Regions from separate parts of the Mus musculus genome. Here region 2 is linked to region 1. A link is a loop called in an ENCODE intact Hi-C map of the cell type or tissue named here. Cell type or tissue: left cerebral cortex. All regions are shown on one strand. Each heading gives the region's core, and the rest is flanking DNA. Links, peaks and the distances in the headings are about the cores only. Region 1 overlaps Bcl2 (B cell leukemia/lymphoma 2). Region 2 has its middle 100 kb from the start of Gm41928.

Region 1 (15,372 bases), core at 5,046-13,045:
ATCTCTGCACCTGAGCATTCTGGAGGACAAGAACTAGATCTCTGCAGCTATGCACATCAGAAGGACTCTCCCACCAAAATAAAATAGAAACGGTTAAGGATTGCTGCCCAAATCCCCACAGAAATCTTGTCAAAGTCAAAAGGTGTAAACTTAAAATACAGGTATCAACTCTGCCAATGAATGATGCCACGCAGTGACTTTATGGGCTCAAAAAATAGAGATTTGAGTCAAGAGACGCTGAGGGTCAGCTGTCATCAGAGGCTGCTTACTGAGGGCTTTGGAAAGAGTGAAGAAATGGTGACTGAATGAATTAAGGGTTGAGAGTGAGAATAGGCTTTGTCCTCAGGATCAGGTGAAATGAGAGAAGAGGCAAAGTGGGTCAGAGTACAATCAGACCATGAGGATGGAGACCAGTGGGAGGAACCGGTGGGGCAGGGCAGAGCCAGGCGCCCTGGAATTGCTGAGCACAGCCCTGCAAGGGATCTTGAGAGAAAGCTAAAAAGCAGGATGAGTGCAGGAGAGAAGCTGCAAGGAGAGCAAACGCGGGCAAGAGAAGCTCATTCTTAGACAGAGGACCAGCCGACTGAACACATTATCTTTTAATCCACTGCCTTTCAATAGGCAGAAGTTTCGTTCCTTTAAACCTCATTCATAAAAGCAATACAGACTTAAATTAATATATTTGCTCATGGAAGCTTAGAGAGAGAGACTCATGGCTGACTAGACTACTTCAGATCAAAGGTTTCAGCAAAACATACTTGGAAATGGTAATACAGGGAATACAATTTTAAGCCACTGATAAGATAATGCTCGATGCTAATAGAACACTCGATATTTTCTAAGGAATGGCATCGTCTTTTTCCTCAGGCCTGATGTCATCACTTCCTACTTCATCCAGATCTTAGCACCAGGGTGAGCCCCACAGTCTGCCCTCCAAAGCCCTACAGCACTCCCTTTTTGCTTTTCTACTTCTCTTATCCTCCATGCAAACAGTCCGAACATCCCAGCACTTTATCCCTGTCCACTGTCAGTGTGTGTGCCCTGAAGACTCCCCGGTTCCAGAAAATAGTAGCCTTAAAACAGTCACTTTTTTTTTCTGTTCTTTTCCCAACTTCATACGAATATGGGTGTGTGTGTGTGTGTGTGTGTGTGTGTGTGTGTGTGTTCGCATGAGTGGGTATGCTAATGCATGCACTGTGTATCTGTGCAAGTGGAGGCTAATGTCAGGAACCATCCTTGGTTAGTCTTCTACCTTAGTCACTACAGCAGTTGCTCAATCAAAACCAAAGCTTGATCGTGTACCTAGGCTTGCTAACAAGCTTGACGTGGCAATCCGCATCTCTGCCCTCCAGGTGGCAGGCAGCCCACCTGGCATCTACGTGGATTTCTGAAGATCCAATCTCTGCTCGTCCTGTTTGTATGGTGTAGTGGTTTGAGTGAGAATTGGTTCCGCAGGATCATCTATTTGAATACTTGATCTCCAGTTGGTGCAACTGTTTGGGAAGGATTAGGAGCTGTGTAATTGTTGGAGACATGCTGCAGGATGGGCTGTGGGGTTTCACAAGCTTATGCCATTTCCAGTTAGCTCTCTCTGCTTCCTACTTGCTGACCAAGATGCTGCTGCTCCAGCATCGCGTCTGTTACCATGATCGCTGTCATGGTGGTTTGACATCGTAAGCCCCAAATTAAATTTTTCTTTTATATTGTCTTTGTCGTGGTGTCTTTATCACAGTAATAGAAAAGTAACTAAGACACAGGGCAAGTGTTTAACTGCTAAGCCATCTCCCCAGACCCCTGTATCTTTTCTTTGCCATGCGGTGTGCTACCTTCGTGTGCTTTTAAGCGTTCTCAAGCTGTATCGTCATGTTCTGAGTCTACAACTTGCCACATCTGGTCCGATTCCCATGACTATTTACGACTCCAGAGATCAGATCAAGTATGCCAGTGAAACTCTTGTGTGGGAAGGAATAGCAGGGCTACTTCAGTGATCTTCCAGAGCCATGTTGCTCTACCTTTCTCCAGTTAAGTCTCTCTTCTATGCTAGACCTTCTTGCTCCCACCACCGTGCGTTTCTTTGCCTTGCTGAACAGCCACCTCTGTGCAACAGACCTGCTATTCTGCCTTGCCTTGGTTGGAGAATTAGAATGTTCAGCTTAGCCCAGGTCTTCAGACACTTCTCTGCCTTTTCTCTCCCAGGTAGTTCATCTTCTCCCTGACATCCTTTCATGTAGGGCCCACATTGTAGGCTATCCAAAACTGTGTGTACTGACTAGAATTGCTCCCATGTCTCTCCATATTTCCAACTCTAGGTTGGTTGTGCTGACTTGGGACAGCCTAGCACCATCTCAGCATATCTCCGTCCCTCCTCCTCCAAGCTCATCCTCCCCTGTGATTGCTGTTAGGGCACCACCTGGTAATGTAGACCAGATCTTGTCCTCCAACTTCGGCCCTCCTGGTTTCCATCTTCCCCTTCTTCTGTATGCATATATCCCCTCACAGCCTCTTCTTCTTCTCAGACTTTATCCCCATGGCCTCCTAGATGGGAAATTGGTGAAGAATCTACAAAAATACTCACTAGTAGAAGCAGAAACTTCTGGGTCAGGACCAGGAAATCCTAACGTGAATATTAAAGGTGATGCACCTCTGTTGATTCCTAACCTCGATCCAGTTCATAGACACAGAGCTCTTTGAGTGAAGGGGAGACAGAAGAGACCCCACAATGCTGCCCACATTGTCCACATTGTATGCTGTAATCTCTCCTCTCCCAGTGTTCTTCCATGGTAAAGTACTACACTGTATTAGAATAAAGGAAGCAATTACACACTGGCCTGAGCTGACACTAATTCCATGAGACCCAAACCATCCCTGTAACACTCCTGGTAGAGCAAGGCTGCAGTGCATGAAAGCTGTTCTACTCAGAGCAAGGCCTTAAAGGAGTCGCACCAAGTAGAGCAAGGAAGGCCATCTGGAGGTCAAGTGGCCACTCACGTGTAATCCTCTTTTGTGTCTATTCCCATAGAGACTGAAGGTCCACACAACCACAGGGGTTTCCTACACGCTATTCAGGCCAAAGTATTTCTGCAAAGTTTGTATTCCCTGCCTGAGAACTTCCACAGCTAAAGTTTCAAGGAAAAGGCCTGCGTTCCTTAGCCTGAGAGCTAGAGACTCCTCAAAGTCTTCCCTCTATCAGGCAGTCTTGGCTTCAAATCCTCACCCAGTACTCCCCTTTCCCCACCTCCCCCTCCCTTTCCTTCTCCCCCTTTCCCCAAATACCATCCCTAGATGTTGCCTGCTCTCTAGACTTGTATGCCTGGCTTTTTTTTTTTTTTTTTTTTTTTTTGGCTCCCTTCTCTGGATTTCTGTGGTGCCTGTTTTTAGCACAAATATACCATGTTCCCTTGTAAAATGCTTTTCCTTCACTGTAGCTTACAAGAGCCAGGGAAATGACCAAAATGTGTGGATGGATTAACTCCCCAGAGTTGGGGAGGGAGAGGGTGTCTTTCTATGGATGGGCTGCGAACAGTCTTCATAAACAAAAGATTGCCTTGTTTATACCTTTTGTCAGAGTCAGCATTTTTTAAATCTGCTTAAGGTGAAATAAGTGCTTTTTGTTTAGGGAAATCATATGGGAAACACAGAAATATGAAATGTTCACTTTGTTTAATGTATAAGTCTATTCCACGACAGGTGGCCTCTCAAAGCGCACAAATAAAACAAAATTGCTTGGCTCAAACCTATCAGAGAAGGAATAAGAGCCAGGTGGTGGGGCCAGGAGCAGATGGGCAGTATTTACTTAGAGCTTCATATTTTCTTCTTGCTAAGTGTCCCCCTGGTCAAATACCTTCCTTCATATATCAAATAAACCTTCCATGCCTTTGAATAGACTTTTATTACAAAGGTATATTCCTACACCCGGTTTCTCCTTTTTACAAAGTCAAGGGTAGAAAAACCATATGGTGCCCATAGAGTGTGGAGTCTGGGCTAGCTTAAACATTCCAAGCCTCTATCCAGACTTTTCTTTGAAGTTTCCAAATTTCACAGTCAGAATTAAAATAGCATAAGAACTAAATTGAAACTAGTATGAGTCCCAGGAATTTTTTTCTATACCAAATAAGGAGGCGTCTATCCCGATGGTCTGTGTGAACTAGGTATAGTTGAGGCAGATCTTTACAGTGAACTTCCCAAACATCTGCACCCCTCTGCACCAGGCAGTCATTCAGAGCCACATAGGTCTTCAGGAAGCACTGTGGTCCTCTATAAGCACCAGCCCTTGGCCATCTTTAAATTCTTCTCTCCATTGGTCTAGAACTATTATGGCTCTGATGTGTTTTTTTTCCTGATGCTCAGACTGCTGTGTTCATGTTTTTTCCAACAAATATTTATGAATTTTATAGGTAGAAAACAAGTGTTCGCCCTCCTTCTCTCAACAATTGGATATATAGAATTAGTTTCTTCTCTTTCTTACATATGTATCTTTAGCATGTTTTTAATTCTTAGCAATTGCCCATTGCTGTCCAGATACAGTATCAGTGCTACATAATGCTATCTCTTCATGTGGTCCAAGATCACATAAGGGTTGAAGTAACTCTGAGTCCTTCATCAAGAGAGAGAGAGGTACAGTTTGCACCATCCAGGTGCCTCAGACTTCTTCTCAGAAGAGCTTCTGCCATCATGAGGTTAGACACGTAGACAGTGTGCTGTGATAGAAGACGGACTTTAAGACTTACTAGGAAAGGCACATCTTCAAAGGAAAAAGAGGTTTCCAGTGAGAACTGTTAAGCTCTTGAAAAGGTTTACAGAGAAAGCTGTGGTCTCGCCTTTCCTAGAAGCACTGAAGTCAATACATAGCATCCCGCAGTCGTTGAATGCTGACTTCTGTTGAGGTGCAATGAAGCCTCCCAGCTCAGCACATTCAACATCCCACTAATCCATCTTACTGCATATTCCACAGGAGTCTCTTTGTGACTTACAAGAAACAATGAGACAAACATCATTTTTCATTTTTCTAGCTCCTTTTTTTGTTAGTTTTTAAAATAAAAGAACCTATGTTGCTTTTTTTTTTTTTTTTTGCCTCTCATGGCATTCAAATTTAGCTTTTATATAATTCACCCTCTCCCAGTAACTCAGGGTACATTTGAGAGAGACACATGCTAAAGCCATAAACAATGCTTACTTTTTTCCTAGAAGATGGTGCAGCAGGAGTCCTACAGAAGAAATTGAGGTGCGGATTCCTTGGGACTCACCAGTGTTCTTTACGTGGCGTCATCATTATTTATATACTTATTTGTATGGGAACATGCACACTGCCACATGGGTGCTGGCCTTTCCTTCTATGCTGTGGATTCTGGAGAAGGAACTGCAGTCGTCATTCCCACTGAGCCATCTCACCTCTCCCAGAGTGTTTTGAAAGTTTCTTTTCACAAGACTGTAGTGCTTTCCTGCTCTGTGCCTCACATGGTGCTTGCTGGCTGCTGAACCGACTGAGATACCTGAGATGTGTTTTCTGCTCCAAAAGTGCTTACAATCTTGCACAGAAGAGAAGGTGTCATTAAATAACTGCACATGCTATGAGGAAGTGTGATTCTGTATCACAGGAAGGCCATGAGATGAAGGATAGCTTTGTTGCAGAAATATGGTTGGCAATTTGAATTTTTGCCTTTCCAGGCTATGGCGTTTCTCCCTTGCTTTATCTTTGTACCTTTCAAACACTAGGACAGTTATTTATTGGTAACTTTACCCACTCATCCTCAACCATCTCATTTGTTGTCCCTTCTCTCCATAGATGCAGATAGCCACATTTTATTTCTTGAGTATATGTCTAGTGTCTCCTTGTGCTACACACACACACATTTATATGAATATATACATATGTAAGTATTCATATATAGAGATATATTTCTTCTTTTGTTCTTTCTTACACAAAACAATGCTGTTTGTTATTCAGACAGCTTGTTCACATAACAGTGTATTCTCGAGATAGGATGCCCTTCTTTTCTTCATGGTTGATATGCTGCCTTCATAGCATCAACCTTCTGAGAGATACCAGGTTGTATCACTGAGGTACTCCATAATAGAGTGGCTTCAGCGACAGCTGTTTTATTACTCCCTAGTTCTGTGGGTCAGCCAGTGGATTTTCTGCTGGTCTTGCCAGAATTTACATGTGTAGATACAGTCATAAGGCTACGCTACTCCTACAGCCTTGCTTGTTCCATGGTTGCCATGGTTGCTGGTAGATCCTTACAGCACCTGCAATCAGTTCTCTCAGCAAGTTTACTTGGAATACTTCAAATGGGCCCAGAAACAAAAGGGGACTGTGCCCCAACATGGAGGTACTGAGAAGCCGCCTTATTGCCTTGTACTTGCTTACATCTCATTAGTGAAAAGAGAGCTAACCTCAGAGTCAGAGGAGAAAGGAATGCAGAATGAGCAGTTCCCTGGAGTCATTACAGAACTCCATATAGCTAGCCAGCTCCTCATTGCAGCAGGTATAGTTAGTTAGCCAGCTCCCTATCACAGTAGGTATAGCTAGCCAGCTCCCCATTGCAGCAGGTATAGCTAGCCAGCTCCCCATTGCAGCAGGTATAGTTAGTTAGCCAGCTCCCTATCACAGTAGGTATAGCTAGCCAGCTCCCCATTGCAGCAGGTATAGCTAGTTAACCAGCTCCCTATTGCAGCAGGTATAGCTAGCCAGCTCCCCATTGCAGCAGGTATAACTAGTTAACCAGCTCCCCATTGCAGCAGGTATAGTTAACCAGCTCCTGCTCATGGACACCTGGCTATTTCAGTCTCCTGGTGTTGTAAATACTGCCCAGAATATCACTTTGCCATAATTCAGTTCATATGTGAACATGGCAAATCCCCAGAATGGGATTGTTGGGTTAAAGGGCAAATGCTTTCCAAGTTATCTATGTATTCTGTTTCTCTCGTGTTATTTCTCTGGTTATTTTAAGCCTGTGTTTTCTGTCACTGATTTAGGGACTTTAAAACTGAAAAGAGTTTAAAATTAGTTAATTATAAACTTATCTTTAGAGATAAAGAGACAGAGAGACAGAGAAACAGAAAGAGAGACAGAGACAGAGATTATGTGTATATTACATGCGTGCGAAGAGGAAAGGCAAAGGAAGATGTTGGGTGACTTTTTCTACCATTCTTCACCTTATCCTTTGAGATAGACTCTCTGACTGAACCTAAGCTCACTAATGTAGTTAGGCTCACTGACCATTGAGATCTGTCTGTTTTTGCCTCAATACTGGAGTTATGGGCACGTAAACTGATGCCCTGATTTTATGTGGCTGCTGAGAATTTGAACCTAGGTCTTCTGCTTTTACAGCAAGCACTCTTACTCAGTGAGACCTCTGCCCAGCTCCAAACTTACCTCTAAAATAACCAAACATGTGAAATCTGTAAATCAAATGCTTTTGAATAAAGTAACATGTATGTAATAAGGAGATATGCCTCATATATTGATGCTTTGGGTCTTGCTCGAGAGTTACCATAGAGGCATTTAAATTGCATATAGTATCTCAGCAAGTATACATTTAAAAGCCTGATGATTTCTGTGACCTGTCCCAGTGTGTATGTTACGTTATAGCCAGGACATAGACCTAGCAAACTGTGGCAAATTTCCCCTTAATGGAATCTCATTAGTGCAATTTTGTGTTTCGTATCTAACTCAGCTTCAGAGGGTGTCAATTTGCTTGCCTTGCTCACTGGCACATTTGCACCTTACTGGTGGTCCCACTTGATTTATTCCGTAAGAAACTTTTTTTTTATTGAACATAGTTTATTTCTGGTTTCTGATTATTGGAGCACATCCTAGAGTTTCGTTTTGCCTGTGAACTCATGTCTGTTAGGTCTCAGGCGGCCCAAGTGTCCAGAAATGAACTCAACCTGGACCACAGGAGGATTTCTAGCAGTTAGATAAAAGCCAGCATTCTTCAGGAACTTGGGAAACCAGTTCCCAATTGCCCAAAGGAGTCATGTCCCTTATCTCTGGCAGAAGAGACACATGGCTCCACTGGCATATACCTGTGACTGCCTGTCTTGTAAGCATTTGTGCTTCCAGGCACTCACAGTCCCACAGGTTCTTGTTCTACATTTCAAAGTCCTGGTAGCAGCATCTCTCCTTCTCACCTCTTCATCTGCCCTAATCACCCTGCAGCTATTCATCCTCCTACAGCCATGTTTTTACTATTGTCTCCGTGCTCTCTCTGTCTCCTGCTATCCTCTATGACCTCTGTCCTCTCTATTCCGCACTATTCTCTCCTCTCTCACAGATGGCTCTGGACAAGCTCAGCATGCCGGACATACATGTTCAGTCTGCTTCTTTTTCCCTCTGCTCTCTCTTAATCACAATAAAGACCTTAACCATACAATGGAATGGTCATGTTTCTGTACTTGCCCTCACATACAGTGTCTAAGCAGAGACTCAACTCTTATCTCTGTCCGCAGTAAATCTTGAGAGGAATTCTGTCTGAGTCCGTGTGCCTACTTTTGGCCTTCAGGAAGGAGGAGTTGTTTTTTAAATAAAACCTTGTCCCAGCCCTCCTGCAGCAGACGTGAAAAGTACACTGTTTTGCCTTTTCTTGAATTCACCCTCAGATGTTTTCATAGGCGCTTGGTCACAGCAAAGTGGTCCCTGTGTACAAACCGCCCACTCTCTGAAGCATGATTGATTAGCAAAGCTGCTCTGCTCAAGGGCAGTCTGTTTTCCCGAGCCTGGATGTTGACAGGTCCGACATGCACAGATTTTAAAACAGGTCGCTCATGCAGGCTGTAGGCTGTGGGCCAACATGCTGGTTCTTGAGAGAGAAGAGAGGGAAAAGGACCCAGTTTGGGGAGCAGAGGAAACTATATGGATCTGGACCTTAAAAAAAAAGAGGGCAGCTTGGGCATACCTACTCCTTACTGCAAAGCTGCTCACTGGTGTTTGGTGCCAAGAAAACAAACCCTGTCAGCAGAGGAAATGCAAGGCAAAGGTAAAGATAGGGACGGACTGGCAGAGCTCACTCAAATAGGCACAAGCTCCACTTGACTAAGAATCTCTAAACATCAAAGAGAGGCATACATTTAAAGAGAAACTTGAGACCAAATCAAAGTAGCTATGATGGCCGTTTGGAAATGCAGCCAAGCAATGACACCATAAACAGGAAGAGGCACGGTTTGGATCGTGTCTCTGCTTGTTCGTTTGCTGCATGGCATCTAGCAGAGTGTCTTTTACAGGGCAGAGCCCACATTAATATTTAGTCATAGAATGATGGGGCTGAAAGTAACTTTGGAAATGATTTGCCAAGTCTCTCTATTTCACATACAAGTAAACTGAGACTCAAACAGTTTAGTTATGGTCTCAGGGTGTCTTCTCCACAACCAGGCTGTGAATTCTAGTAAAGCTAGCTTTTATAGACTTACGCAGTCAGCATTTGATCCATTAAGTGAGGGAATATGCTGATATAGTGATCCCTCCCCCGCTCAAAGCCCGAGTTGAAGGCTTGGTCACCAGCCTGTGGCACTATTGGGAGATGGTAAGACCTTTAGAATTTGGGGTATATAGTATGAGGAAGATATGTCGGTGGGATGTGTCCTTGGATAGGATATTGGAACCCCTAATGGATCCTCTTCATTTCCTTGTTTCCTCATCACCATAGGTGAACAGACCTCCCTTCATATAGAGTACTGAGATGCCACAGTTCCAAAGAAATGGGCCAAAGAACTATGGGCTAAAATAAACCTTCCCTCCTAACTAAATTCATTTATTTGTGGCATTCGTTAGAGTAGCAGAAAGCCAACTAACCAACTAAATAAATTTGTGGTTGTTGTTGAATGTAGCGCTGGCTGACCTTACACTCAGAGATCCACCTGCCTCTGTATCCAGAGTCCTGGGATTAAAGGGACATGGCACCACACTTGGCCTTTAATTATCTGTGTAATAAACCCTATTTCAAAGCCATGCCTTCTTTGACAGTATGTGTAATAGTCTCTTTCATTCAGTTATATATATATATATTGGTTATCATTCACCCATGTAGATCTTTGGGGTGGTGGGCATAGAGAGGTTTGTGAGGTTCAACTGACTTTCGGGAATCTGAGTTTCCAAACATTCTAGTTATATTAAGTAAGTCTTAATGTCAGTGTTGGATGAAAATGTAGGCTTTTCTTACAATAACTTGTTACATGCTCAAGATGTAAGCAGCTTGGGAAAGAAAATTCTGCATGAAGCTAACAATGGTCTGTTAGTATACTGTAGTCAACTGGGTATCAGTGTAGCAGTGGAACCAAAGATCTTCAGAAAGAACAGCCCTTACCCCTCTGAGTGTTCTCCTCTGCGGCACCAGTTCTTTGTGCAGCTAACAGAAGATGCCTGGTCCATCCAGGCACACCTTGCAGCAAGCTCCCCAGTCTTATATGACAGCCATCACGTGACTCAACATCCTATCTCTGTCATTTTTAGCCTTTGGCTATCATGCTACCGAGAAAGATGAGAATACATTTTTATAAGTCCCTTAAAAATTATGTTTGTCAGAATTTATTGTCCCGAATCAATTTTAACAAGTGACAAAAGTGTCTAGAATCTTCCTGTCTGATGCAAGGTTTGTAAAGGGTCAGATGATATCATACCTTTGAGGATGAATCTGTCACTTAACTGCTATACGTGTTGCAGAGAACATTTTAGTAGCCCACTGTTTGGTATCTTCACTGGTGCCTCCTATCTGGTTTCCTGTGTCATAAAGAAAAAGCTGCATGGAAATAAAGGCAGGGATCCTAACGCAGTGTGGGTTTGGTTTTGCTGTTTGGTGCGAGGAGTTGTGTGACTCTAACTCTAAGAACACCGGTAGTGGTGTCTGCCTGCATTCTGAGAATTTAAGGAGGTGAGGTTTCTACACAACAAAATCACCCAGCCTATCTGTGAGGCTTTCTGCAGAGTGAAGGCAAAAATAAACTCCAGCAAACAAAACAGGAAGAGTCTGAAAACAGTAAGATGTGTGTGTTCAGACGCTCAGAATCCTTAAAGCTTAGGTGTGGTTCTGCCTACTTCAAAGGTGTGTGTGTGTGTGTCTGTGTGTGTGATGTGTGTGTGTGTGTGAGATGTGTGGTGTGTATGACTAGAGTATGTGACTGTATGTGTGATGTGTATGTAATGTGTACATTTGTGTGCAGTGTGGATCTGTATAGGGGGTGATTGTAGTGTGTTGCAGTGTGAGTGTGTGTAGTGTTTGTGTGGACTATGGCAGTGTGTGCGTAGTATGTTTATGTGTGAGGGTGTGTGATATGTGTATAGTATATACATTTGTGCATATTGTAGGTATGTGTAGGATGTGTGTAATGTGTTGTAGTGTAAGTGTAGAGGGTATGTGTGGAGATGTGTGTGATGCAGGTTTAGTGTATACATTTATGTGTAGTATGGGCATGTGTAGGATGTGTGTATAGTGTGTTATAGTATGAGTGATTATGTAGTGTGTGAGTATGTGTGTGTGCTTGTGTGTATGTATGTGTGTGTGTAGGTGTGTATGTGGAGTGTGTGTGTGTGGTGGGTATGAGTACGTGGCTGCCTTGCTTTGTCTGGCCTTCCTTTTGTTAGCACACACACTCTCTCCTAGTGACTTAAAGCCCTCTTCTTACAGCACCTGAGTTCTCTCCTTCGACTTGCAGCTACTTTATTGAGCTACGAAAGCAAACATAACTTCTTACAAAATAAAGTCCAAATAACCTAAAAGATCCAATGGAATCTACCTTTGAAGCAATATTATACTAAGCACTTTAAGATTTTCCATGGAGAAAATCCCAACCCAATGGACAGCCTTGCTTAACCCAAGGCTTTCCCTGGTTTAATATTTCTCCTCTACCCGCCATCTGCTTTGCCAACAAAATAATGCTTTCCCTGGGTATATACCCCACCTCTCCAGTCTCATTAAAATGATTTTCATCTGCATTTAAAATATTTGATGATGATTTGACATTCATAAGGATAGGAGGTTGAATATTACATTATCTTATCAAAAGATTTTCTTCTATTCTTTCCTTCTGCTCCTCCCTTCCTACTTCCCACCTCCTTCCTTCTCTTTGATATTCTCCCTGAATTGCTATCTGTGAAGATACAAAAAACTAACTGTAGACATGTCTGACACCTCCAGATGTTATTGCACTAAAGCTGCCACTCCTGAAAACTCAGTGGTTGACACCGGGTTGCAGGGCTACAGCAGAAGATGACAGCAAGAGCCACCTTGGGAGTTCTTGAGTCACACTGGTCCTAAAATCATCACTAGCAGGAACATGGAAAATGGTTTGAGAAGTGGGTGTTCTGAGAATGCCCATTGTAGGACAGGCAGCTGAGAACATCCAGCCTGAGAAGGTGACAAGGACACTGAAGGGCAGGTTCTAGCCATGTCAGCATCCTCCTGAGGACCCTGGAATCTGCTTCTACACAGTGTTTGACAGTCATGTGTCAACACGACATGGTTTCTTACTGTTTCAGGAAAACATGATTTTTGTCTCACCAGTACATTCTATTCTATTCTATTTTCTGTTCTAAGAAATCAAAATATGGGCAGAAGATAAGTTCAAAGGAAATTTGCTACTTCTGGTGGCTAAATGCAGTCAAAGATATCTGATCATGATGCTAAAATAGTGACATTTCTTGTTTATAATTCTAAAGGGAAAGTAAGGTGCAGGACAAAATTGAGATACAAGAATCTGAGAAATTCAAGCCAGAAAACCCACCCATCTAGGATGCTCACAGTTGTTAGGAATCGGAGATGGTTTTTAGCCCTTGGCCTTCATGGTAGGCTTCTTTTTTAAATTAAAAATTTTAAATTTATTTTCAAGTAACAAACATTGTGTCTAGAGGCTTTTGTACTTCTTCCCACATGATAAAAGGCCATGCCTCCTAAGTTAACTAAGCATATTAACCACACACAGTGAGTGGCTTGCATTACTTTTCCATACCCTCTCTTGGCTTTGATCTTCCCATTGCAAAGCCAAGAGGACCATCAAGGGAGAGAAATGAGCACACCGTGTGTCCTTTCCTCTAGTGTGGGCAGTCTTCTTAGTCAAGAAGCCCCTTTGGGTAACCCAGGGACTAAATAACACAACCAGACTCCCCCACCCTTCATCAATATTTAATTAATATCGATTCTTTGTGTAGCTTCTTCTTACTTCAGAACCTCCACAGATAAACTTTCTCCATAAATGAGCCTTTTAAGGCATATATTCTAAATATCTCTAAGCCTCAGAGAGCAGTTTTTAAACAAGCTGTGCATTGATTTCCTCTAACTCCCACATATTTCTTGAGTGGTTTTCCTGAAAGATTCTTTGGTTCATTTAACAAAAAAAAAAAAAAAAAAACAAACCCTGTCCCTGGTTGGTCAAGGTTATAGGGATCTAGGTAATATGGAATTCTTTCTCAGAGATTTCAGTTTCACTAGAGGATATAAGACACTCCAACAAATGGGCCAGAGAGAAACTTGCACAGTGCAGATCCCTGCATACCTACAGGCTGGTTAGATTACAGTTTTATTGAACGTTACAAGCTCCCACAGCTCTCCCGCATAGAATTTAAAAGTCTTTACTTTCTGGGGTTATAATTATGGTGACTGAATTTTTCCATACCAAAAATTAAAACCCATGGCCGGACAAAGGATTCTTGTGCCACTTCTAGGTGTGAGACCACCCATAGTTAGACTTTGTAAAGTAGGCATTTTCAGGCAGGCCCCATAAAAGTAGAGATTCGTTAAGTAGGCATGCTTTTAGACTTTTCATTAAAAGCCTATAATGCAAACAGTATTTTATTCTGTATCTGAATCAACACGTTGTATCCTAAAGCACTATTTTATAGCCTTAAGGTATGTGTTAGCCTATTCATAAAAAACCTGTAGTGCTGCACATTGAGTAACGATACCCACCATTATCCAGGTGGGGCAAAAAGGTCCCTAGTGGTCTACTCCAGGCCTTTAATTTTCCTTTTGAAGATAAAAGTCCCCTATTTCACTTTCAAAGCTCAAGGTTTTTTGAGCCATGCAAGTGATCGCCACTGAGGCATGCCAGATGTGAGCAGCTGTGAGCAGTCACTCCTGAAAGGAGAGGAAGGAGTGACTTTTTCTTCCTGTCATTTCTGCATGTGTAACTTTTCAGACCAGCAAGGTCATGGAGATAGATACTGCCCAGGGTGCAGTAGCCCAGGCAGAAGCTCTTGAACTGGGGTTTTTTTTTGGGGGGGGGGTCTAAAACTGGGTGTGTTGATGGTTTAAAACTGCTGAAACTAAAATCTGCTTGACCAAAATGAAGTGACATACCCAAAGCCACCATGTTTTGGTGGGCAAGCCAGGTTCCAATTGGAAGCTTGGTGACAAACACAGGTCCCCCTCCCAAGCAATGAGCTTTCTTCTTCCCCAGAGTCACTCTAGTGCATCCCCAACTTTGAAGTTGGGGACACCCATACAATATGATTACATCATTCCAAACCCTGTGCTTACTGCCTGGAAAGTACATGGAAATGTTTGGCAAATGAAGGTCTTCAACCAACAACCTCTTTGGTGAGGTGGCTTCAGAGGTGCCAAGGCTTTTCAAGGCCAACTTTCAGCTGGACAGAAGCCAAGTTCAAGCTGAATATACTCTGCTTCCTTTCACCCTAGGACCACCTTCTTGAAACCAGACTATCACAGTAGAGCTGATTCCCCAGTCTTTTTAGTAGACAGTATCCATCATTTATCTTACAAAGGGCTGCATTTATGAAATGCTTATCTGGGTACACTTTCTGAATGTAGTTCTTCTATTAAAGCATACTAGGTATGGGTCTGCACTGTTGGCTCAATGATTAAGGAACTCAAAGCTTTTCTGGAGGACTGAAGTTCAGGTCCTAGAACCCACATCAGACCCCTAACAATCTCCTGTAACTTAATCATCTGACACCCTCTTCTGGCTTCCATGGGCATACACACAGTGTGCACGTGTGTGCACAAATACATACACACACATACACACACACACACTGTCAAAATAAAAACAAGTCTTAAATCACACATGCTAGGTTATTTATCCAACTAACCTCCAAATTCAACTTAATTCCCCTTTCCATCCATTCCATCATTCAATGACTATTTTCTGTTTTGTATTAACATTTATTTACATGTGTATGCATGTGCACAATGTGTGTATTATAACTTGTATATGGAGGTCTGAGGACAACCTGTGAGTCAGTTCTCATACCTTTTGGATACCAGGGATTGGACTCAGGTCATTGGGTTTGAAGCAAGGGCTGACAGCAGCTGAATCATGACTATTTATTGAGTGTGTGCCATATAGAGGGCACTTTGCTGGCTATCAAAGATACTGACTGCAGTGAACAAAAAGACTAAGGTCATAGTCCATTGTGGCTTATGT
Region 2 (15,372 bases), core at 2,437-10,436, 180 kb after region 1:
CTAGGAATTAATTCATAAGTAAGTAAGCCTCCGTATCATTATTCAGGAATGTGGGCAGGCCTAGGAAAGCCTGAGTGGTTAGAATCAAGTGAGTTTGACTTTGACTTAGACTGTGTGTCAGAGAACAACTAGGATCACCCACTGCTAGTGCATGCAATCCTCAGAATCCTCCAGAAAGTGATTAAGCTCATTGTGACACCCATGAAAACCTCCAGAAGGAAGAGCGAGAGAAGGTAGTTCTCAGAAAGATGCTGGCCCCCCGCTCAACTGCACTAGCATTCCTGAGAGTCCAAGTTTCATTCTCCCTCCTGAGAGTGCGTGCAACCAAATGTGGGAAAACTGGCAAATTTCTCTTGAGAAAATAATTTCCACCCAAATGAAAAGAAGCAACTCACCTTCTGCCCCTCAGTGTTTCCTATATGGGCAACAGTCTCCATGCAAGAATGGAGACCATCAAAAAATGGGGCTCAGAGGTAAACAAAGAATTCTCACCTGAGGAATACCGAATGGCTGAGAAGTACCTGAAAAAATGTTCAACATCCTTAATCATCAGGGAAATGCAAATCAAAACAACCCTGTGATTCTATCTCACACCAGTCAGAATGACTAAGGTCAAAAATTCAGGTGACAGCAGATGCTGGCGAGGATGTGGAGAAAGAGGAACACTCCTCCATTTTTGGTGAGATTGCAAGCTTGTACAACCACTCTGGAAATCAGTCTGGAGGTTCCTCAGAAAATTGGACATAGTATTACCTGAGGATCCCGCAATACCTCTCCTGGGCATATATCCAGAAGATGTTTCAAGTGGTAATAAGGACACATGCTCCACTATGTTCATAGCAGTCTTATTTATAATAGCCAGAAGCTGGAAAGAACCCAGATGCCCCTCAACAGAGGAATGGATACAGAAAATGTGGTACATTTACACAATGGAGTACTACTCAGCTATTAAAAAGAATGCATTTATGAAATTCCTAGGCAAATGGATGGACCTGGAGGGCATCATCCTGAGTGAGGTAACCCAATCACAAAAAAACTCACATGGTATGTACTCACTGATAAGTGGATATTAAGCCCAGAAACTTAGAATATCTAAAAGATACGATTTGTGAAACACATGAAACAAACTCAAGAAGAACAAAGACCAAAGTGTGGATACTTTGCCCCTTCTTAGAATTGGGAACAAAACACCCATGGAAGGAATTACAGAGACAAAGTTTGGAGCTGAGATGAAAGGATGGACCATCTAAAGACTGCCATACCCAGTGATCCATCCCATAATCAGCCTCCAAACGCTGACACCATTGCATACACTAGCAAGATTTTGCTGAAAGGACCCTGATATAGGTGTCTGTTGTGAGACTATGCCAGGGCCTAGCAAACACAGAAGTGGATGCTCACAGACAGCTATTGGATGGATCACAGGGCCCCAATGGAGGAGCTAGAGAAAGTACCCAAGGAGCTGAAGTGATCTGCAACCCTATAGGTGGAACAACAATATGAACTAACCAGTACCCCCCCCCCCCCCAGAGCTCGTGTCTCTAGCTGCATATGTGTCAGAAGTTGTCCTACTCCGCCATCAGTGGAAAGAAAGGCCCATTGGACTTGCAAACTTTATCTGCCTCAGTACAGAGGAACGCCAGGGCCAAGAAGTGGGAGTGGGTGGGTGGGGGAGGGTGTGGGGGACTTTTGGGATAGCATTGGAAATGTAATGAATACCTAATAAAAAAAAATAAAGTTCTAAGAATGCCATGAAATCCTCGACCCCTTGGAAGTAAAGTGATTTTACCTCAAACCTTAGTTCAGTATTTTATCTCCAAGAAACTCAATTAGACAGACAGACAGATAGACAGACAGACAGACACAGAGAGAGAGAGAGAAACGGAGAGACGGAGAGGGGGTAGAGGTATGGGGAGTAGAGAAGGGAGAAGAGTGTGTTGTGTCAGGCTGGCTACATGGATGGATGGTGATGCTAAGTCATGACACATGGGTGGGATAGCTCTGGCTGGCTGGTGGATGTGATGTAATGATTGTCGAGTAATAAAGGAATGGGTTACATGGAACAGATAGATAAAGCTAAAATAGATATTTAATAAGATTGGTAAGCCTGTCTAGGGACAGAGTGGTTCCTGACATAATTCTTTTTCCTAAGGTAGAGAGGCTTGTCTGTCATAGCAGCTATGGTGGCTTCATTAACAACCACTGAGATAGAGGCATGCTTTCCCAGAGGTTTGCCTCAGAGTGAGAGGAAGCTAAAGTGAGAAGAAGCAAGGGTCAGGACATTTTTTTTTTTCCAAATAATGAATGTCCAAGCTTTGTTAGGGACCTAACAAAGGACTGCACACTGGAAGTAAAATTGTAGACCATAAAAATGAACAAAAGAAAAAGCAAATTGGCTCATTATCAGTGGGATGGGACAGGTCACCCGCTGTGGCTACAACCCAGGCTAAATTAGAGCATGTGGGGCTATCCACCCCACATTTTCCCCGTCATTCTTGAAAGCTTTTTATTCCAACTTATTTTAGGAGTGGCAAAGGTGTGCTTCTAATTCTGTCCCTTTCTGTCTCTTTTTATAGTGCTCAAATCTTGGCAAATATCAGTATGAGAAAGGTGCGCTCCCCTCCTCTGTATTTCTCAGCAACAAGTTTAAGGGCTTGTACTTCCTGCTTCCACAGCCTTCTCACCTGCTGGGTCTAGCAACAGCTGTAACTTCATAGTTTGCAGGATGTGTGGCTCCTCGCTGGACTGCCTGCCGGGCCATCGGCACTGCCAGATGGCATGCCTTGATGTTTATAGATATCACCTTCATAACAGTGAGATTCTCTACCATGGCCCCTTGTAATATTTGTCACAGAGCTGGGGCCAGGGACTCAGTAAGAAAATGCTCACAGGCAACATAAAATCACCCACTCTCTATGAGTGAGACAGTCATCAGTTTGAAGGGGGTGTTTATCTGTGAAGGGACATCTCCTGAGAGGAGAACTGAAGGGCTACAGCAGACACTGCCAGAGCCTGCCCACATACCCACCCTCCCCGTTTAGTGTTGGCCGGCTTCACTGCCAACAGCTGGTGCCTTGTTTCTCGTTCTGAGAACCTTTTGTTACTCTGCGGCTCCTTTGCCACCTGTACATCTGGTCAAAGTGCCAGGAAATGGAAGTCCGGGGAGCGGCCTCCACCCATGATTGACAGGCATTGATACCTCAGCTCCCAGTTCCTCGGAGACAGGCATAGCATGCTTCAGTTTCTGGCACGTTGGCTGACTTCTCTCCCCAGCATTACATCCCCATAGTCTTATAGCATATTCTGGGTTCATCTCTGGAAACTAATTCAGAGGGGGTGGAGAATCCCAAAGATAGTTGTTTGCCTCCAACTGGGGGACATGGTTGGGAAGGTGGGTGGGGCTCTGGGGAAATGGATGAACTCTCCTGGAGCTTGTTCTTTCTACAGAGTTGGGGGACCCTCTGGAGAGTGAGAAACAGGGACGTCGGCCAGTCGGGATCAGGGTGGAGATTAGTGGGATGACTAGACATCCAGCAGCATCCTCTCACCACTTTCCTCCTATGAGGCAGGAGTTGGGGGTAAAAAGTACTGCAGGCAGCAGAGGGTACACGTATCCCACTCAGACCTTTACATTCTGCCTGCTTTTGTTTTCTTCCAAGTATTTGGGTGGAGGGGTTGGAAGACCTGATTAAACTCTTAATTTTTGTTTGATTGAAGACCGTGTCCCACTGTTGGAGGAAAATACCTATTTTGGGGATCTTTTTCCCCTCTGAATGAGAGAGATTTCAGAGTGATTCCAGAGATGAAGCCAGGAGACACGAAGACTCTGGGGAAATAATGTCAGGGAATGCAGTCAGCCAGTGTGCCAGAAGCTGGTGAGCTCACGCTGCCTGTGCCTCAGGAACTGGAAGATGAAGTATATCGATACCGAGTCCTGTCAGTCATGGGTAGAGGCTGCTCCCAGAAGTTCCTTTTCCTGAAGAGTTTTTTTTAATTTCTCCTGTGAGGCAGGGTTTCTCTCTGTAGACTTGGCTATCCTGGAACTCTCTATGTAGACCAGGCTGGTCTTGAACGTATTTTACTTTTGAATGACTTGTGTGTTGGGCTTAGGATGAAGGTGGGCGCAGTGTGCACACACCCACACCGGAAGTCATCAGAGAATTCTCTGAGGGAGTCAGTTCTCTCCATCATGAGGGCCCTAGGGACTTAACTCCGGTTGTTGGCTTGGTGACAGGCACCTGTACATGTGGAGCCATCTCACCAGCCCCTTGCTGGGTTTTGAAGCCTACACTGGGGTTACATTGTTGGTTTGTGCTTTGCTTCTGAGAACTTCTGTCAGACTGAGAACACAGCCATTCTCTCTGTGCATGAATCCCCTCATCCCTCTCTCTAATCCACATATCCACCCAGGAGATGCAGGTTTACGTTTTTGTGTCTGGGTATGACATTGTTTCTCTTTCAAGAGTCCCTACTGCTTGGAGCTGAGGAATTATCCTAAAAATACCTTATTTATTATATTTCTGAGGCTTGACACTATCTCTTTCCACTCTCTTGAATTCCTATCAGGAGTATAATGATCTTTCTATCGTTCATGTGTAACAAATCCCCACTTGGTTCTATCTTCCAGCCTTCAAACTCAGCTGTATCTATCTAAACAGTGGCTTAGCCAACCCCCAGCCCTGAAGCAGTTCAAATAGCCCCGTTTTTTGTTTTTGTTTTTTTGTTTTGTTTTGTTTTTGTTGTTTCCAGACATTCTATTTTGGTTTTCTTCAAATACAAGTCACATTTACCCTCACTGGTTCCATCTTTTATTGGTTTTAACAGCTATGGCCTCTTGCCTGAGTGTTTTTCTCTCCGAAGATGACTCGTGGGTGTGAATATGGACTTACCCTCAGCATGGGACACACCCTTTTATGTTTGCTAGTGTTGTTCTAAGCTGGGTTCAACAGGAATGCTCCTGTTTTGTTCTGTCTTGTTTTCTGTAGGAACACAGGACACAGTGGATCACAGAAGTGCATAATCATTGTAGTTGTGTTATTGCCGGATGCCCGGACATAGTCAAGGTAACTGAAGCCTCCGTGTCAGCTCCTCTAGTCCTTCTGTGGTGGAGACTCCTCTCCCTCTGCCTGGCCTCCTCTGCCTGGCCTCCCCTCACAACTGTCACAGATCCCACTGTCCTGAAGCTTCAGAGTCTTATTTCTTTGACAGATCTTTGAAGCCCGTAGGATGCCACAGGTGGAGCTCAGCGTTCATAAATATTTTTTGGAAAAATGAACCAGGAGAAACCTGTTCTGTAACATTTTTTGTTGTTGTTGTTGACTGTCATCTTTCATCTTTATCCCATAGGGCTTGGGAAGTGTGGACTCTGTTAGCCAAAAGTTACTTCAATCCAATGCACAGGATGAACACATCAAATACTTCTCTGATAAGATGCTAAAAGGCCGCACCAGCTGGGACCTGCCGGCTGCTTTTTCCACTGTACCTGGCAGCTAGGTGGTTATGACATTATCATCTCTCTCCACTGTGTGAGCCAGGAATGATCCAATGGAAAAGATCATATAGCAACAATTTCAAATGTTTCTGAAGCCACAACAAGGCTGAGCTGGAAGCCAGTTTTCTTGGGTACACGAAGGTTTAGAATCTTCTAAAGTCATATGACAGCAAACAAGGGCAGAGCACTGTCAAGTTCGAATGCCTCCTGTCTGCTTGCTCTCCTGTCTCAGCCACACATTTTCTGAGGGCCGTGACCATCACATACCTGCATTTACACACTCTAGTGGCCAAGCTGGAAATGCACAATAATAGGTTTGAATTGCATTTTGATTCACTGACTTTCAAGTTAAAAACAAAGTCACATCCAGATGTGAGGGTGCACATCTGAAATCCCAGTACATGGGGAGTGGGGGCAAGAGCATCAGGAGTTGGTCATTTCCAGTCACATAGCCAGCCTGAGCTGCATGGGACCTCGTCTCACAAAACACAGCAAAAGTAGAGCCACACCTGATAATCAATGAGCTTTATTGGTGTAAATATAGGATAGCTTAAAATATTATATTTTTGCTTTTATTTTGGCAAAGCCACTTTGGGTTTTTCTTTTCTCTTTACGGAATAAACTGCTTTGCTGTGTGTTTTCACGGTTTGAAACAGCTATCGTACTCTGACCCCTAGTGGCTTTGTGATGAATTGTAAGCGCCTGTTCCAGGACTCAAAGACAACTTTCCTCATTTCTTGCTTTTATTGTTGCTCACAACCAAACACTTTCTTAAATCTGTACAACCTGTGAGGAAATGGAATGAATTCTGAGCATTATTATCCGTGCCCTCTGCTTCAATTTCTGTGTCCAGGTTCCTGCCCAGAGTTCCTACCCTGATTTCCCTCTGTGATGGAGTGGGATCTGAGGGTTGTAAGCTGAAATAAACCCTTTTCTCCCCAGGTTGCCTTTGGTCTTGCTATTTTACCACAGCTACAGAAACCATAACACAGCTGGGGACCTAGCTCATTTGGCAGAGTCCAGGCCTTGCTCATAGGAAGCCCTGTGTTCTGTCCCCAGCATGCAGAAACCTGGTGTGGGTGCGCCCAGCCCTCAGGAAGTGAGAGCAGAAAGACCTGGAGTTAGAGGTCACTCTGGGCTTCATGAAACCTTGCATCAAAAAGAGAACAACGTATAGACAGACAGACAGACAGACACACACACACACACATACACAAAGCGGGGACAGAAGAAAACAAAAGCCTAAACTTAGGTCCACAAAAGCATAAACTTAGGCAGAGAGAATGGCAAATGAGACCTAATTGAAATTAAGATATTTTGCACATCAAAAGATCATATTAGTAAGGTGAAAGAGCAAGGCAGCTGAGTGTGAGAAAATATATATGATATATTCAGCCACCTGTGCAAGAACTATCCTAAGGACAGCAACTCACTAGAAAAATGGTAAAAGAATAGCAACTTCACATAAGCATGCACCCAAACTACGAGTAAACACCACGAAAGGTGTTCAATTCCAAAAGAAAACTACAATAAGAAATGATAATAAGAACCGAGCATGGTGGTTCATGCCTTTAATCCCAGCACCTGGGAGGCAGAGGCAGGCAGATTTCTGAGTTCAGGGCCAGCCTGGTCTACAAAGTGAGTTCCAGGACAGCCAGGGCTACACAGAGAAACCCTGTCTCGAAAAAACAACAACAACAACAACAACAGCAAGATAATAAAGGAAATTCCTTTAATTCTATACAGTATTTATAAAATAGCTGTAACTAAACTCCTGCTTACCAGTGCTAAGATTTCCCTGTAGGGTCAGCAACAGAAAGGCTCACCACTTCTCCGCAACACCACACTGGAAGTTGTGGCAGGTGAACAACACAAGAAAAGAGCATAAAACCACACAGATCAGAAAGAAATCACACGCCACCTTTGCAGATGGAAGACAGCGGAGCATTAACAGTGAGGCCCCAGGAACTCACCAGTAACCAAGCTGCAGGACACAGGCTAGTGTAAAGCCAGTTGCTTTCTTTGTAGCACCTACCGGAATTTGACATTAAAAAAACAGCACAACTAGTGTTAACACCAAAACTCAAATACTTATGTATAAATCTTTTAAAAAATTTCTCAATTAGAAGAGGAGACATTAAAGCTGTCGTTAAAATAATCAGAAAACATTTACATAGGTGGAGAGATATTCCATGTTTATAGACAGTGTACTCTTCCCACATTTAGCTATATAGTCAATATAACCCTAACCAAAATCCAAGTCATTTTGTGACTTTTTTGACAGACCAATTCTGCAATTTTGGGGTGAAGAAAAAACACAGCTAACACCAAAGAAAATATCAGAAGACTGATACCAGTCAACTTCATATTATGTATGTATGTATATATACATATATATCACACAAAGCTAATATTGTGTGTGTGTGTGTGTGTGTGTGTGTGTGTGTGTGTGTGTGTGTGTGTGTGTGGTGGTGGTGGTTTGTATATCCTTGGACCAGGGAGTGGCACCATCTGGAGGTGTGGTCTTGTTGGAATAGGTGTGACCTAGTTGGAATGGGTGTGTCACTGTGGGTGTGGGTATAAGATCCTCACCCTAGTTGCCTGGAAGTCAGTCTTCCATTAGCAGCCTTTGGATGAAGATGTAGAACTCTCAGCTCTGCCTGCGCCATGCCTGCCTGGATGCTGTCATGCTCCCCACCTTGATGATAATGTACTGAACCTCTGAACCTGTAAGCCAGCCCAATTAAATTTTTTTTATAAGACTTGCCTTGGTCATGGTGTCTGTTCACAGCAGTAAAACCCTAACTAAGACACACACACACACACACACACACACACACACACACATATGTATACATATACATCAAAATGGAATCTAAGTGAAGGGAGAACAAATTACTCAGTAAAAAATAACAGAGACCTCAGACTGTATGGGTTAATCCTTGGCAAAAGGGAAAAGCAGTTTAGTAGAGAAACAATAGTCTTTTTAATAATTGATTCTCGAAAAGTGAACATTTACACATAACAAAGAATATACAAACTAACTTTATACATAACACCAAAAATATAACTACAAATGGCTATGCACAGTTAATGGTGATTGTCAACATGGCAGTTCTTAGATTCACACGAGTGGCAAAGCCTCCGGACCTGCCTCAGGTGGGGGATCATCTTGATTAAGTTAACTGAGGTGGGGAGACCCACATGGAAGTGGGTGGCATCATTCTGTGGACTGGATCCTAGACTGGATGAAGAGAGGGTGCTGGCTGAGCATGCCAGTGCTTTCTGGGTCTTGAGTGTGCATCTAATGTGACTTAAGCTCCTGCTGCTGTACCTTCTACACCATCACGGGCTGGCACCTCAGACTGTGGCCAAACACACAAACCAAACAAAAACCCCTAGCTCTCCCTACCTTTTCTCTTTCTCTGTCTTAGAGATGGGATCATCACAGCAACAAAATATGAAGCATAAATAGGAGAAGCCCTAGGTGACAGTAGGTTGTAATGACTTTTCAACCCAAGAAGGAACCACTGACATTGTAGATTTCCTTACCGTCTTAATGACATTTATAAAGCATGAATTTGATAAGGGACTATAAAGCATGAATTTGATAAGGGACTGTAAAGCATGAATTTGATAAGGGACTGTATTGTGGGCTTTTTCACGGACCCCCAGCTCCCAAAATAACGACTCTGAGACTTATTATTTATGAATAAATGCCTAGGTCAAAAGCTTGGGCTTGTTCCCCAACTAGTTCATATCCCAATTAACCCGTTTAGTCTATTCTATGAGTGACGTAAAGCAGGACTGCAGAGATAGCCCAGTTGTTCAAGGGAACTTTCTGTTCTTACAAAGGACCTGGGGTCAGTTCCTAGCATCCATACTAGCCGGTTCACAACTACCTATAATTCCAGTTCTAGGAGATCCAATGTCCTTTTCTGGTCACTTTTGGCATCATACACACATATGGTACATGTACATATATAATAGTAGTCACAGAGTCACATAAATACATTGTAAAAACACAAAGAATGCTCTTTCAGTCTGCACCTCCACCTGAACCCATGGCAGATTAGCAAGCCTCCCTCCCATTCCCACAGCCTACCTGTCTCCCAGGAGGTCTGCATAACTAGGGACACAGGGACACAGAAGACCTGCCCTAACTAGAGACAGTACTGTCTGCCTCTCAGGAGGCCTGCTCCAGTTGAAGATACCCAAGCCAGTTAACACCAGAGATAACCAGATGGAAAAAAGCAAGCACAAGAACATAAGCAATAGAAACCAATGTAATTTGGCAGCATCAGAACAGTTTTCCTACCACAGCAAGCCCTGGATACCCTAACACATCTTAAGAACAAGATTCTGACCTAAAATCCTATCTCATGAAGATGATAGAGGTCTTTAAGGAGAATATATATATATATATATATATATATATATATATATATATATATCCCGTAAAGAAATACAGAAAAACACAGGCAAACAGATAGAAGTCCTTAAAGAGGAAACAAATAAATCCCTTAATGAAATGCAAACAGGTGAAGGAATTGAACAAAGCAATCCAAGATCTAAAAATGGAAATAGAAACTATAAAGAAATCATAAATGGAGGCAACCCTGAAAATAGAAAACCTAGGAAATCAGGAGTTACAGATGCAAGCACCACCAACAGAATATAAGAGATAGAATAGAGAATCTCAGGCATAGAAGATCCTGATACATGGCTCTAAAAAAAATACAAAGGGTAAGAAATTCCTAACTCAAAACATCCAAGAAAATTGGGACACAATGTAAAGACCAAACCAAAGAATAATAGAAATAGAAGAGGATGAAAGAAAGGAAAGAAGAAAGAAAGGAAGGAAGGAAGATTGGGTCCTAGTTCAAAGGGTCAAAAAACACCTTCATCAAAATCAGAAGAAAACTTCCCTAACTTAAAGAAAGAGATGGCCATAAACATACAAGAAGCCTACAGAACACTAAACAGATTGGAGCAGAAAAGAAAATCCTCCCACCATATAATAACAAAAACACTAAATGTGCAAATCAAAGAAAGAATATTAAAATCTGTAAGAGAAAAAGGCCAAGTAATATATAAAGGTATCAGAAATACATCAGACTTCTCAATAGAGATGTTAAAAGCCAGAAGACCTTGGACAGATGTCATACAGACCCTAAGAGATGACAGATGCCAGCCCAGGTTACTGTATCCAGCAAAATTCTAAATCACTGTAAATGGAGAAACCAAGATATCCCATGACAAAACCAAATTTAAACAATATCTTTCTACTAATCCAGTTATACACAAGATAATAGAAGCAAAATTCCAACACAAAGAGGGTAGCTACACCCAAGAAAACAACCAAAAATTAAACATCTTAGAACAAACTCAAAAGAAGAGAATATCACACACACACACACACACACACACACACACACACACACACACACACACATGCATCTCCAACAGGAACTATCAATCATTGGTCTTTAATATCTCTCAACATCAATAGAGCCAATTCCCCAGTAAAAGGACACAGGCTAACAGACTGGATATGTAAACAGAATTCATCATTTGGCTGCATACATGAAACACACCTTGGCAACAAAGATAGACACTACCTTAGAGTAAAGGGGTGAAAAAAATGTTTCCAAGCAAATGGTCCCAAGATACAAGCTAGAATAGCCATCCTAATATCCAATTGTCTTAGTTAGGGTTTTACTGTTGTGAACAGACACCATGACCAAGGCAAGTCTTATAAAGGACAGCATTTAATTGCAGCTGGCTTACAGGTTCAGAGGTTCAATCCAGTATCATCAAGGCAGGAACAGGACTGCATTCAGGCAGGCATGGCACAGGAGGAGCTGAGAGTTCTACATCTTCATCTGAAGGCTGCTAGCAGCATACTATTTCCCAGGTAGCTAGGACAAGGATATTAAAGCCCACTCCCACAAGGCCACACCTCCCAATAGTGCCACTCCCTAGGCCAAGCATAAATAAACCATCACACCAATAAAATAGACTTTCAACCAAAAATTATCAAAAGAGATGGAGAAGGACACCTCATACTAATCAAAAGAGAAATTCACCAAGATGAAACCTCAATTTTGAATATCTATGCCCCAAATGCAAGGGCACTCACATTCAGGGGAAACAAACAAACAAACAAACAAACAAACAAAATAACACTTTCCTAAAGTTCAAAACACATGTTGAACATCACACAATAATAGTGTGGGACTTTGGTACCCCACACTCACCAATGGACAGATTATTGAAAGAGAAACTAAACAGAGAAAAGTGAAACTAACAGAAGTTATGAACCAAATGGATCTAACAGATATCTACAAACATCTTATCCCCAAACAAAATATACCTTCTTAGCACCTCACAAAACCTTTTCTAAAATTGTCCATATAATCAGACACAAAAGAAGACTCATCAGATATAAGAAGGTTGAAATAATGCCATGCATTCTATCAGATCATCACAGAATAAGGCTGGACTTCAATAGTAACAAAAACAACAGAAAATCCACATACTCATGGAAACTTAAGAACTCTCTACTCAATGGTAACTTGTCTAGGCAAGAGATAAAGAAAGAAAATAAAGACTTTCTAGAGTATAAAAAGGCTAAGCATAGCATAGCCAAACTTATGGGACACAATGAAAGCGGTGTTAACAGGAAAATTCATAGCACCAAGTACCTTCATAGCGAAATTTGAGAGATCCTGTACTAGCAAATTAACAGCACACCTGAAACCTCTACAACAAATGGAGCAAACATGCCCAAGAGAAAGAGAGGGCAGGAAACAGACAAACTCAGGGCTCAAATCAACCAATTAGAAACAAAGAAAACAATTCAAAGAATCAACAAAACCAATAGCTGGTTCTTTGAGAAGATCAACAAGATAGATAATCCCTTAGCCAAACTAACTAAAGGGCACAGAAAGAGTATCCAAATTAACAAAATTAGAAATAAAAAGGGAGACATAAGAATAGAAACAGAAAATTCAAAAAAAAACCCTTCTGGTCCACTCCAGCACCGGGGTTCCTTGCCCGCAGAGTCTCCGGACACCCGCAAGGACCCCCACAGGATTCCCCACGGGATCTTAAGGCCTCTGGTGAGTGGAACACAGCATCTGCTCCAATCCAATCGCTCGGGACCTGAGACTGCATTAATTAAGGAAGCAGATAACCCGGCCTGATCAGGGGAACAAGTCCCTTCCAGTCCACTCCAGCACCGGGGTTCTTTGCGCGCAGAGTTTCTGGACACCCCCAAGGTCCTCACAGGATCTTAAGACCTCTGGTGAGTGGAACACAACTTCTGCCAAGAGGCAGGTTCGAACACCAGATATCTGGGCACCTTCCCTGCAAGAGGAGAGCTTGCCTGCAGAGAGTACTCTGACCACTGAAACTAAGGAGAGAGCTAGTCTCCCAGGTCTACTAATAGAGGCTAACATAATCACTCGAGGAACAAGCTCTAACCAGAGACAACTATAACAACTAGCTCCAGAGATTACCAGATGGTGAAAGGCAAACGTAAGAATCCTACTAACAGAAATCAAGACCATTTACCATCATCAGAACACAGCACTCCTACCCCACCTAGTCCTGGGCACCCCAACACATCCAAAAAGCTAGACCCGGATTTAAAAGCATATCTCATGATGATGGTAGAGGACATCAAGAAGGACTTTAATAACTCACTTAAAGAAATACAGGAGAACACAGCTAAACAGGTAGAAGACCTTAAAGAGGAAACACAAAAATCCCTTAAAGAATTGCAGGAAAACACAACAAAACAGGTGATGGAATTGAATAAAACCATCCAAGACCTAAAAAGGGAAGTAGACACAATAAAGAAAACCCAAAGTGAGGCAACGCTGGAGATAGAAACCCTAGGAAAGAAATCTGGAACCATAGATGCGAGCATCAGCAACAGAATACAAGAGATGGAAGAGAGAATCTCAGGTGCAGAAGATTCCATAGAGAACATCGGTACAACAATCAAAGAAAAGACAAAACGCAAAAAGATCCTAACTCAAAACATCCAGGAAATCCAGGACACAATGAGAAGACCAAACTGATGGATAATAGGAGTAGATGAGAATGAAGAATTTCAACTTAAAGGGCCAGCAAATATCTTCAACAAAATTATAGAAGAAAACTTCGCAAACCTAAAGAATAACATGCCCATGAACATACAAGAAGCCTACAGAACTCCAAATAGACTGTACCAGAAAAGAAATTCCTCCCGACATATATTAATCAGAACAACAAATGCACTAAATAAAGATAGAATATTAAAAGCAGTAAGGGAGAAAGTTCAAGTAACATATAAAGGCAGGCCTATCAGAATTATACCAGACTTTTCACCAGAGACTATGAAAGCCAGAAGAGCCTGGACAGATGTTATACAGACACTAAGAAAACACAAATGCCAGCCCAGGCTACTATACCCGGCCAAACTCTCAGTTACCATAGATGGAGAAACCAAAGTATTCCATGACAAAACCAAATTCACACATTATCTTTCCACGAATCTAGCCCTTCAAAGGATAATAACAGAAAAAAGCCAATACAAGGACGGAAATCATGCCCTAGAAAAAGCAAGAAAGTAATCCCTCAACAAACCAAAAAGAAGACAGCCACAAGAACAGAATGCCAACTCTAACAACAAAAATAAAAGGAAGCAACAATTACTTTTCCTTAATATCTCTTAATATCAATGGACTCAATTCCCCAATAAAAAGACATAGACTAACAGACTGGCTACACAAAGAGGACCCAACATTCTGCTGCTTACAGGAAACCCATCTCAGGGAAAAAGTCAGACACTACCTCAGAGTGAAAGGCTGGAAAACAATTTTCCAAGCAAATGGTATGAAGAAACAAACTGGAGTAGCCATTCTAATATCCAATAAAATCGACTTCCAACCCAAAGTTATCAAAAAAGACAAGGAGGGACACTTCATACTCATCAAAGGTAAAATCCTCCAAGAGGAACTCTCAATTCTGAATATCTATGCTCCAAATGCAAGGGCAGCCACATTCATTAAAGACACTTTAGTAAAGCTCAAAGCATACATTGCACCTCACACAATAATAGTGGGAGACTTCAACACACCACTTTCATCAATGGACAGATCGTGAAAACAGAAACAAACAGGGACACAGTGAAACTAACAGAAGTTATGAAACTAATGGACTTAACAGATATCTACAGAACATTTTATCCTAAAACAAAAGGATATACCTTCTTCTCAGCACCTCACGGGACCTTCTCCAAAATTGACCATATAATTGGTCACAAAACAGGCCTCAACAGATACAAAAATATTGAAATTGTCCCATGCATCCGATCAGACCACCATGGCCTAAGACTGATCTTCAATAACAACATAAATAATGGAAAGCCAACATTCACCTGGAAACTGAACAACACTCTTCTCAATGATACCTTGGTCAAGGAAGGAATAAAGAAAGAAATTAAAGACTTTTTAGAGTTTAATGAAAATGAAGCCACAACATACCCAAACCTATGAGACACAATGAAAGCATTTTTAAGAGGGAAACTCATAGCTCTGAGTGCCTCCAAAAAGAAACTAGAGAGAGCACACACTAGCAGCTTGACAACACATCTAAAAGCTCTAGAACAAAAGGAAGCAAATTCATCCAAGAGGAGTAGATGGCAGGAAATAATCAAACTCAGGGGCAAAATCAACCAAGTGGAAACAAGAAGAACTATTCAAAGAATTAACCAAATGAGGAGTTGGTTCTTATAGAAAATCAACAAGATAGATAAACCCTTACCTAGACTCACTAGAGGGCACAGGGATAGCATCCTAATTAACAAAATCAAAAATGAAAAGGGAGAC

Evidence for each region. A loop is a pair of places that touch in the nucleus more often than their neighbours do. Peaks named below come from ENCODE experiments on the same cell type or tissue, not always from the same donor. Only the 100,000 strongest peaks of a DNase experiment are listed, where the experiment ranks them.
Region 2: a loop joins it to region 1, with 2.3 times the contacts of the local background. A loop is called at or near these places in 3 of 42 quality-filtered maps.

What each region holds. Positions count from the first base shown.
Region 1 is chr1:106,596,491-106,611,862 of GRCm38, reverse strand. The region is part of intron 1 of Bcl2 (B cell leukemia/lymphoma 2); the gene reads left to right. It overlaps Gm37053 (a long non-coding RNA gene), which reads left to right. Exons shown (of 2, transcript XR_878433.2): 1 at 1-6,643; 2 at 6,678-8,100. Among named protein-coding and RNA genes, the nearest start is that of Gm37053, 11 kb to the left of the region's middle. In left cerebral cortex, for the core only: no CTCF peak of the experiment used is centred there; a DNase peak (open chromatin) is centred at 8,723.
Region 2 is chr1:106,416,131-106,431,502 of GRCm38, reverse strand. No RefSeq gene overlaps it. Among named protein-coding and RNA genes, the nearest start is that of Gm41928, 100 kb to the left of the region's middle. In left cerebral cortex, for the core only: CTCF peaks have their summits at 5,966 and 6,169 (motif pointing left); DNase peaks (open chromatin) are centred at 3,065, 3,781, 5,827 and 6,165.